Regions from separate parts of the Mus musculus genome. Here region 2 is linked to region 1. The links are chromatin contacts, found by Hi-C or POLR2A ChIA-PET in ENCODE. All regions are on one chromosome and are shown on one strand. Each heading gives the region's core, a stretch centred on a gene start or an enhancer-like site at or near the end of the contact. The rest is flanking DNA. Distances are from core to core; before and after follow the strand shown. Region 1 holds the start of Ndufs2 (NADH:ubiquinone oxidoreductase core subunit S2). Region 2 holds the start of Dedd (death effector domain-containing).

The links. Hi-C counts contacts between places; a loop is a spot of excess contacts on that map. ChIA-PET counts read pairs that join two places held with the same protein, here RNA polymerase II (POLR2A).
Region 2: a map of heart shows a loop between it and region 1 (2.0-fold over the local background). The contact joins the promoter of Dedd here to the promoter of Ndufs2 in region 1. A Hi-C loop is called at or near these places in 1 of 37 maps with a recorded cell type or tissue (heart). POLR2A ChIA-PET finds 5 or more read pairs at or near these places in 1 of 5 experiments (Patski).

What each region holds. Positions count from the first base shown.
Region 1 is chr1:171,245,390-171,248,873 of GRCm38, reverse strand. Ndufs2 (NADH:ubiquinone oxidoreductase core subunit S2) reads left to right here and starts at 1,752. Exons shown (of 13, transcript NM_153064.5): 1 at 1,752-1,880; 2 at 2,677-2,783. The coding sequence starts at 1,786.
Region 2 is chr1:171,327,245-171,330,923 of GRCm38, reverse strand. It overlaps Dedd (death effector domain-containing), which reads right to left and starts at 1,779. Exons shown (of 6, transcript NM_001128609.1): 1 at 1,398-1,779. Gm20045 (a long non-coding RNA gene) reads left to right here and starts at 3,610. Exons shown (of 2, transcript XR_865726.1): 1 at 3,610-3,679.

The sequences.
Region 1 (3,484 bases), core at 503-3,002:
ATATTCCTCAGAATGCTTCCTCTTCCCCCTCCCTTCCTGCTCCCGTCACTAATACCTGTCCTGGTGCCTATCACTTCCTGAACTACCCACCCTCTGGTGATTTCCAGTCTCACCTCTTGACCCATCACATGCCCTGACCCTCCCTGGTCCTGAGCAGAGGGGCTGAGGCAGGAGGAGTCAATCACACAAGGGATGAGGGACCAGAAGGGACAGGGGCAAGAGGAGCTGTCACCAGGATACTCTTATTACCCCTTTCCATCCCCCCATCTGAGCTGAGAACAAAGAGTGTGACTAAGCAGTGAAAGACAAAGGGCCACAGAGTGGCAGCTACAGCACGTGGGGAGGGGGGTGCTGGCAGAAGGAGAAGGCACAAAAGATGCAGTGTCCTAGGTAGCCCCCCAAGAGTTCTCATCCCAGTTCCTGCTTGAACTACCCCCAGGGCTAAGCAAGCTAGAGTCTGTCTTGACTTCACATAGGATGGATTAACACAAAAATGAGGAACCCCCCCTCCCATCATCACCACATTTTGTGTTTAAACTATATCTCAGGAAGAAAGGCCCAGAAAAGGAGAGGTGGCTGTAGAGGGTAAGGGGACCAAGCCTCTGCCTTGACTTTCTGGGGACCACCTTGTCTACACCAGGTCTTGGTCAGTTCCCACAGCCAACGGATCTCTGGCCCCACCCTTTGGTATGCTTCCCATTAGGTCAATTTTTAGCCTAGAAATCTGGCTTTCTCCTCTTCCTCTGCAACAAAGAATGCTCGGTGCCACTCCCCTGGTCTGTCTGCTCCACCCAGCTGCACCGCTGGTGGCCTATGTCCCAGGGACCCTGTCTGGGGGAGATGTGGAGGAGGTCTCTTTCCAATGAGAAAATTGGAGAACCTCAAAGAGTGGGTGGCCCAGCTGGAGCCGGGCTTGGAGACAAAAAGACAAAAATCAGTCTCCAGGGCAGGAAAACTCTTTGTCCATACAAAATTAGGCTCAGAGTCCTGGAATTATTACATGTCTATGTTATTAGATACGTCTGAGGAAGACTGTGGCACGTAAGACCGTCCAGGATGGAGGCGGGTTACTAGGTATTGCTAAGGGTGCTCCCTGAGTCTGTGACTTGGGCATCGCAGGGATTGAAGAGTCACTGTCAGAGCATTTCCCCTCCCATTTGTAAATTGCTGCTTCCTTATCTTTGCACCAAGTGCCCCCTTGCTCCACCACCGCTCGTGGCCTTGGCTGTGAATTCCCGTTTGTTGTGACTTGCCCATCTGCACTTGAGTCCCTTCACACAAGCCCGTTTCCGGACCTCTGGAAATGAACACTTTTGGATTTCGTAGTAAAGAGATAGTCATCAAAACTTGGGGGCTTCTGTCGGAAAGCAGGACTACCGCAGGAGACTGACCAAGATGGTAAGATAGTCAAGGAACGCCCATACAGAGAGTGCGTAGGGGACCTAGAGGGAGCGCAGTTTCTAAGGAAAGTTCGAGTGCAGAGCGTGGACCTAGCGGGAAGTGCTGGATTCTGCGCGAAGTTGCCTCAGGAGAGAGCAGTAAATCTCTCACGCCCAGAGAAGCCGTGGGAGGGACGCCCTTACTAAAGATGACGGCAGTCGTCGTTATTGAAACGCAAGTGAAGCTGAGAAGCGGAATCCGGATGTTGTTCCGTTCGCAATTGACCTCCCTGCCAGCTTCCAAGATGGGGACTCCGTTGTGGCGATAAGAAGGGAAGCCCACCAGGGGGCGCGCGGGAGCGACTTCCGCCCGGCTCTCCTTCCTACAGTCTGCAGCCCGGTAAAGATGGCGGCCCTGAGGGCGCTGCGCTGCCTCCGTGGGGTCGGAGCCCCGGTGCTGCGGCCCGGGTCTGGGATCCGCTTGCCAAGTCAGCCCAGCAGGTGAGGAGGAGGCGGTCCCTACATGCGGTCTCTGCAGAACTGCAATGTCTCCACTCTGAGGACATTTCAAGGGCTCTGTGACCCCTGAGGAGAGAATGACCCAGGCCTGTAACCCTCCTCACGCAGACCAGATTTCTTCCTAGGTTCCTAGGTGCAGCCAGCCTCCTGTGGCAAAGGATGGGAAATAAGGGAGATGAATTTTTATTTTTTTGTCAGAAGCGAAATATGTGGGATGAAATATCCTACCCTTCAGATGAATGGCTAGAGAGTACCTCCCATATCCGAAGGAGACCCCCTCTTCTCTGAGCCCTCTTTCCCCAGTTCCCTCTTTTTTGCTCGCCTATGCTCTTTCCCTCTCTCCTCCCGCCTTCCATACTCCCTGTCTCTTAGTAATCTTAGGTTTACCATGCATACATGATGTTCTCAACATTCATATTCAGGAAGCAGCTTCGACCCCAGCTTTGTATGTCCCAGATATATGTGTCAGTGACTTGGCATTGAAGAACACAGCTCTGCCATTCAGGCCATCCTTCTTCGGGCTCACATAAGAGTGGATAGGATGTTTCGGAATATATATGTATATACAAATATATGTATGCCTGCAATAACAACTAGTGAAAAAAAAGCCATGACTTTGAAGGAGAGTGGGGAGGGGCATATGGGGGGCTGGACGGGAAGGGAGAAATGTTGTGATTCCATTATAATCTCCAAAACGTGTTTTGAGAAGTGACTTGGAACAGAAGAACCACACATACTGCTCATGCCCCGTGTATAGAATCTATCTTTAATTCCCCAGAGGTGCTCGGCAGTGGCAGCCAGATATTGAATGGGCAGAGCAGTTTTCGGGAGCTGTCATGTACCCCTCCAAGGAAACAGCCCACTGGAAACCTCCTCCTTGGAATGGTGAGTGCTAAGAGCTGCTGTTTCAAGTTGTCAGAAATCTTTGCTGATGTTTTTTGTTTGTTTGTTTTTTAATTCAACATTTCTCTGTGTAGCCTTGGGAGTCCTGAAACTCACTCTGTAGACCAGGCTGTCCTCGAACTCAGAAATCCACCTGCCTTTGCCTCCCAAATGCTGGAATCAAAGGCCTGCGCCACCGCTGCCTGGCTAGTGTAGCAAGCGGGTCTGCTATTTTGTGGCTTCTCCTTTTCCCTCCTCTTTACCCCTCCCCTATTTCACTCCTTATCACTAGAGAGGAGAGAACGAAAGATAGGGGGGGGAAGAGAGAGAGACCAACCCCTAAATCTAATTTCTTTCCTTTTGTTTCTTCTTTGAGCACAGCTACTAAAAAACTGCAACCAACCCACACCCCCGAGTACCCATCCGCTACCACCCCGCCTCTTGGGGTGTTTATATACCCCTGAAAAGTGTTAAGAATTCCAAGTGTCACACAGAAACTATTTGCAGCTGGGAAAACCACGCCTCTGCTAGAGGCAAATCATAGTCAGCTGCTGCAGACAGTCCGAAGCAGCCCACATCCCACACCTGGGATTAAAACGAAAGCACATTCCTACAATATTTCTGTGGTTTTTTTTTTTTTTTAAAGAAACTCAAATTCTAAAATTGTCACGATAACTTAGCTCTTTTGTTTTTCATACTCTGAA
Region 2 (3,679 bases), core at 530-3,029, 82 kb before region 1:
ATACCTTATTCCGTCTAGTTTCTTACAACATGAGTGGTAGGGGGACTGGAAGGGGGAAAGTTACAGCCAAAGACAGCTCTTCCTTCCCATCAGGTCACTCACGAGGCCAGACTCAAACTTCACCTCTTCCCTCAGCACACAATGAAAACAAAATGACCACTAAAGCAACATCCACTCACGTCTACACTCCGGTAGGAAACGGTGGTTTTGTTTTGTTTTGTTTTTGTTTTTTTTCCTAAATACGCATATTGACACCTCCTCCCCCTCCTACAACTTGAGGGTCAGTAAAGGTAAGCATATTTAATTAGCCTGTTACCTAGAGGCCAGTCTGTCTCTTCTATTTCCTCCTCAGGCTTCCAGAGCCTCCACCTTGGTATATAAGGCTCCAGAAAAGTCTCTTTCCCTATTCTTGTAATGCTAATTGCAAGAAAAGAAAAAAAGAAACCTAGGAAAGAGCTTTACTAATCTCCCTATTTGTAACCAGGAAAAACAAGGAAGCAAGCGGGTGTTTTGGAAAGCAAATCCGGTTGAACCCTCATTCAACCCCAATTCTCCAAACCCACATGACCATTCCTTTCTGCCCTTCCCACCCTATTAAAAGCTAAGCGCCTGGCAATTAAAATTGGCTGCAACTGATACTGCTTAACTCTGCTGCCCTTCCACAGGGGGGAAAGGGAAACCCCCAAACCCTCTATCACCCGTGCAGCTCCACTGCCCTATCTTCCCCCCTTCCTTTCAAACTTTCCTCCGGGTCTCTCACTTTCTACGTTACCCCGGCACATCGCCACTCTCTCCATCCGCCAAGCCCCGCTTCTCTTCTCCTCTTCCACCCCAATTCTCCCCTTAGGCCCTTCCGCTTCCAATTTGAACACTTTGAAAAACCTCCCTCCGGCACACGTCTCAAGTCCAATCCAACCCCCCCCCCCAACCCCCGCCACCTCCCACGTCCTCACCACGGCGCTCACGGGAGTCCAGCCCTCCCTGCAGCCACATGCCACCAGCCCCCGTCCCCTCCACACCCTCAACCTCTCCCTCCGGCTCCTACCCCTTCCCCAGCGCTGGCTCGCAGCCCCGCTCCCCACCTCGGCCTCTTTACTGCCCCTGGCCTGGGCCAGCCTGGGCCCTTGTTTACGCCCCTCCCCAGGCTCGCACTCCTGCGCCCCGACCCCTGCCCTCTCCCACAGTTGCCATCTCCCCTGCACGCCCCCCTCGGCCGCTCCCCTTCCCCCACCTCGCAGCGTCCCGTCACCTCCCTCTCCGGAGGTTCTCCGGGCTGGACGTCGCCACCGCCTCCCCCTTCCACTTTCCTTCCCCAAGCCCTTGGCGGCCCCGCCCGGCCCCGCCCCGTCCCACTCGACTCCCCCTCCCCACGCCGGCCGGCCGCCCCGCCGCCTCACTCTCGGCTCAGCCTCGGCGCCGCCATGTTGGATCCATCCGCGCCGCTCTCCGGGGCCTGCGCCTCACGGAGCCGCATCCGGGCTCCAGCCGCCGCCGCCTCCGCCGCCGCCGCCGCCGCCGCGGGCGTGGGGGAGGGGAGGGCCGGGCGGGGGTGGCTGCATCCTGCACAGCGCCTCCCGGAACCTGGCCGGTTAGTGTCGGCTTCGAGACCATAACGAGGCATGAGCGGAGGAGCCATACTAGGTGAGGGCAGCCTGGCAGCGGCATTAAGCGGGGAGTGGGTAGCTTCACGTCGGCAAGAGAGGCTGGAGACTGGCAGCCATCTTGCTTAGGGGCAAGCTGGCAACGCAGGGTTCTCCTAACGGCGGCGGCGGGGAGGTTCTAAGAAGCGGAGAGAGAACGTATTTGAAGGTGGAAGCCTTGGTGGCGCCCGAGCTGGCTGGTATCGGGCTCGAAGGCCCTCGGGAGAGAGGGGCTGGCAGCCATGATACGTAAGGGCGGAATCGGCCGGGGGTCGGACTGCCCGGTGAACTGAGGTGAAAGGTCACGATCTGGAGTTCACCTTTGCCTTGAACTTCCTGTCACTCTGACGTTCTGAAACCCGAACCTCGCAGCCGCGCTTCTCACCCTCTCTCGGAATTCATCCCTTCAGTGTTTTCCTTTTGAGCTCCCATTTTCCTATGGAAAAGTCGCCTCAGCTGACGGGTGAAGGACGGCTGAGAATTGAATTGGGGGTGGGATGGGCTCGAGTATGTTCTGGAGCTGCCGAGAGCCTGCTGTGGCTAAAGGAAGAGGTAATACAAAGGGCTTTGAGATAGGGAGCTATGACTCAAGACCTTGCAAATTTATTTTATCCTAAGGGCAGTCGAAGAGGCTTTGAAGGGTCTAAACAGAGGTGTGAACAGTTAGTTATATTTGTATTGTAGAGAGATCACAGCTTGCCAGCTCTGGGCATGTTAGTGCCAGCCTGAAGCCTGAGGCAGGAGGATTACTTGAGCCCTGGAGATGGAGACCAATTTGGACTTAATTTAAGCGAAGAAGACCGCAAGGATGTTAGAGCACTGTAGAAGAATGCGTTCTTAGCACGGTTAGGCCTGACGTTCGGTCCCTGGGGAGTGGAGCTGGGTAGGGAGAGAGATCAATTATGAAGCTAAAGAAGAGACAGTGGCGATGTGTAGGTAGGAAGGCATGTGTTGGATAAGGAAATATGAGTGTCCTGACTTGAATAACTGGGTTACGTTATTTTTAGTTTCAAGAGATCTGCGGGATATCTTTTAGGCAAGTATATATGAATTAGTGTGGTTTGAAACCAAGAAAGTTGAAAGTGTGCTTGCGCATGTCTGGATATTCTTGGAGCCATAAGAGAGAAAAATGGCCTAAAGAGGAGGATGTGTGCATTCGAGGAGTGAGATGAGGGAAGGAAGCAGAAAATAGGACAGCGAGGAGGCACAGACAGGAAGCCAGACAGAGAAAAGTATCAAGGAAACTTGTTACAAGTATCAAGAGTAAGCGATTAGGTAAGATGTGGACTAAAATGTGTGGTTCGGAATGTGGAAGAAATGAAGGTCACTAGGTAAACTTGGAGAAAGTTGTTACATAGAGGTATAGGGTAACAACCAGATCCAAGTGGAAAGATACAATGTGTAAAAAGTTTTGTGGCTACTCACACTAAGGTTTGTAATCCCAGTTTTCAAGAAGCGGGAGGATGGGATTTGAGGCAAAACTGGACCTATTTAATGAGCAACAGACCAGCCAGACCCAGTAGTAAAAAGGCAAAAGTAAAAAGCCCTTTTCTCAGTGTTTATTGGGGGGAGGGGGAGAAGTGGGGGAGCTGTCAGTAAGTTGTCGTGTGGAGGAGAATTTAAAAGAAAAAGGAAGGTTTTCACCAGTTTGTAGTAGTGCATACCTTTAATTCCAGAGGCAGAAACAGGCAGATCTCTGAGTCAAGGCCAGCCTGGTCTACAGAGTGAGTTCCAGGACAGCCAGGGCTACACAGAGAAACCCTGCCTCAAACAAGAGGGAAGAAGGAAAGAGGAAAGGAAAAGAATGAATTTGAGGTAACGTGATCCTCCCAGGTGACTGGGCTGTACATTAGCAAGACCTTTGTCAGTAGCTTATCCAAGATAGAATGACTGATAACAAGAAAACTGACATGCAGGCTGGGGGGAAATGCTCAGAGCTACACAGAAAACCTGGTTTAGGGGGCAGAGGGGTTGTTTCTTGTTTTTTAAAAACCGTAATGTTGTAGTGAAAGAGAATACTCATGGCGATTACAGTAGGA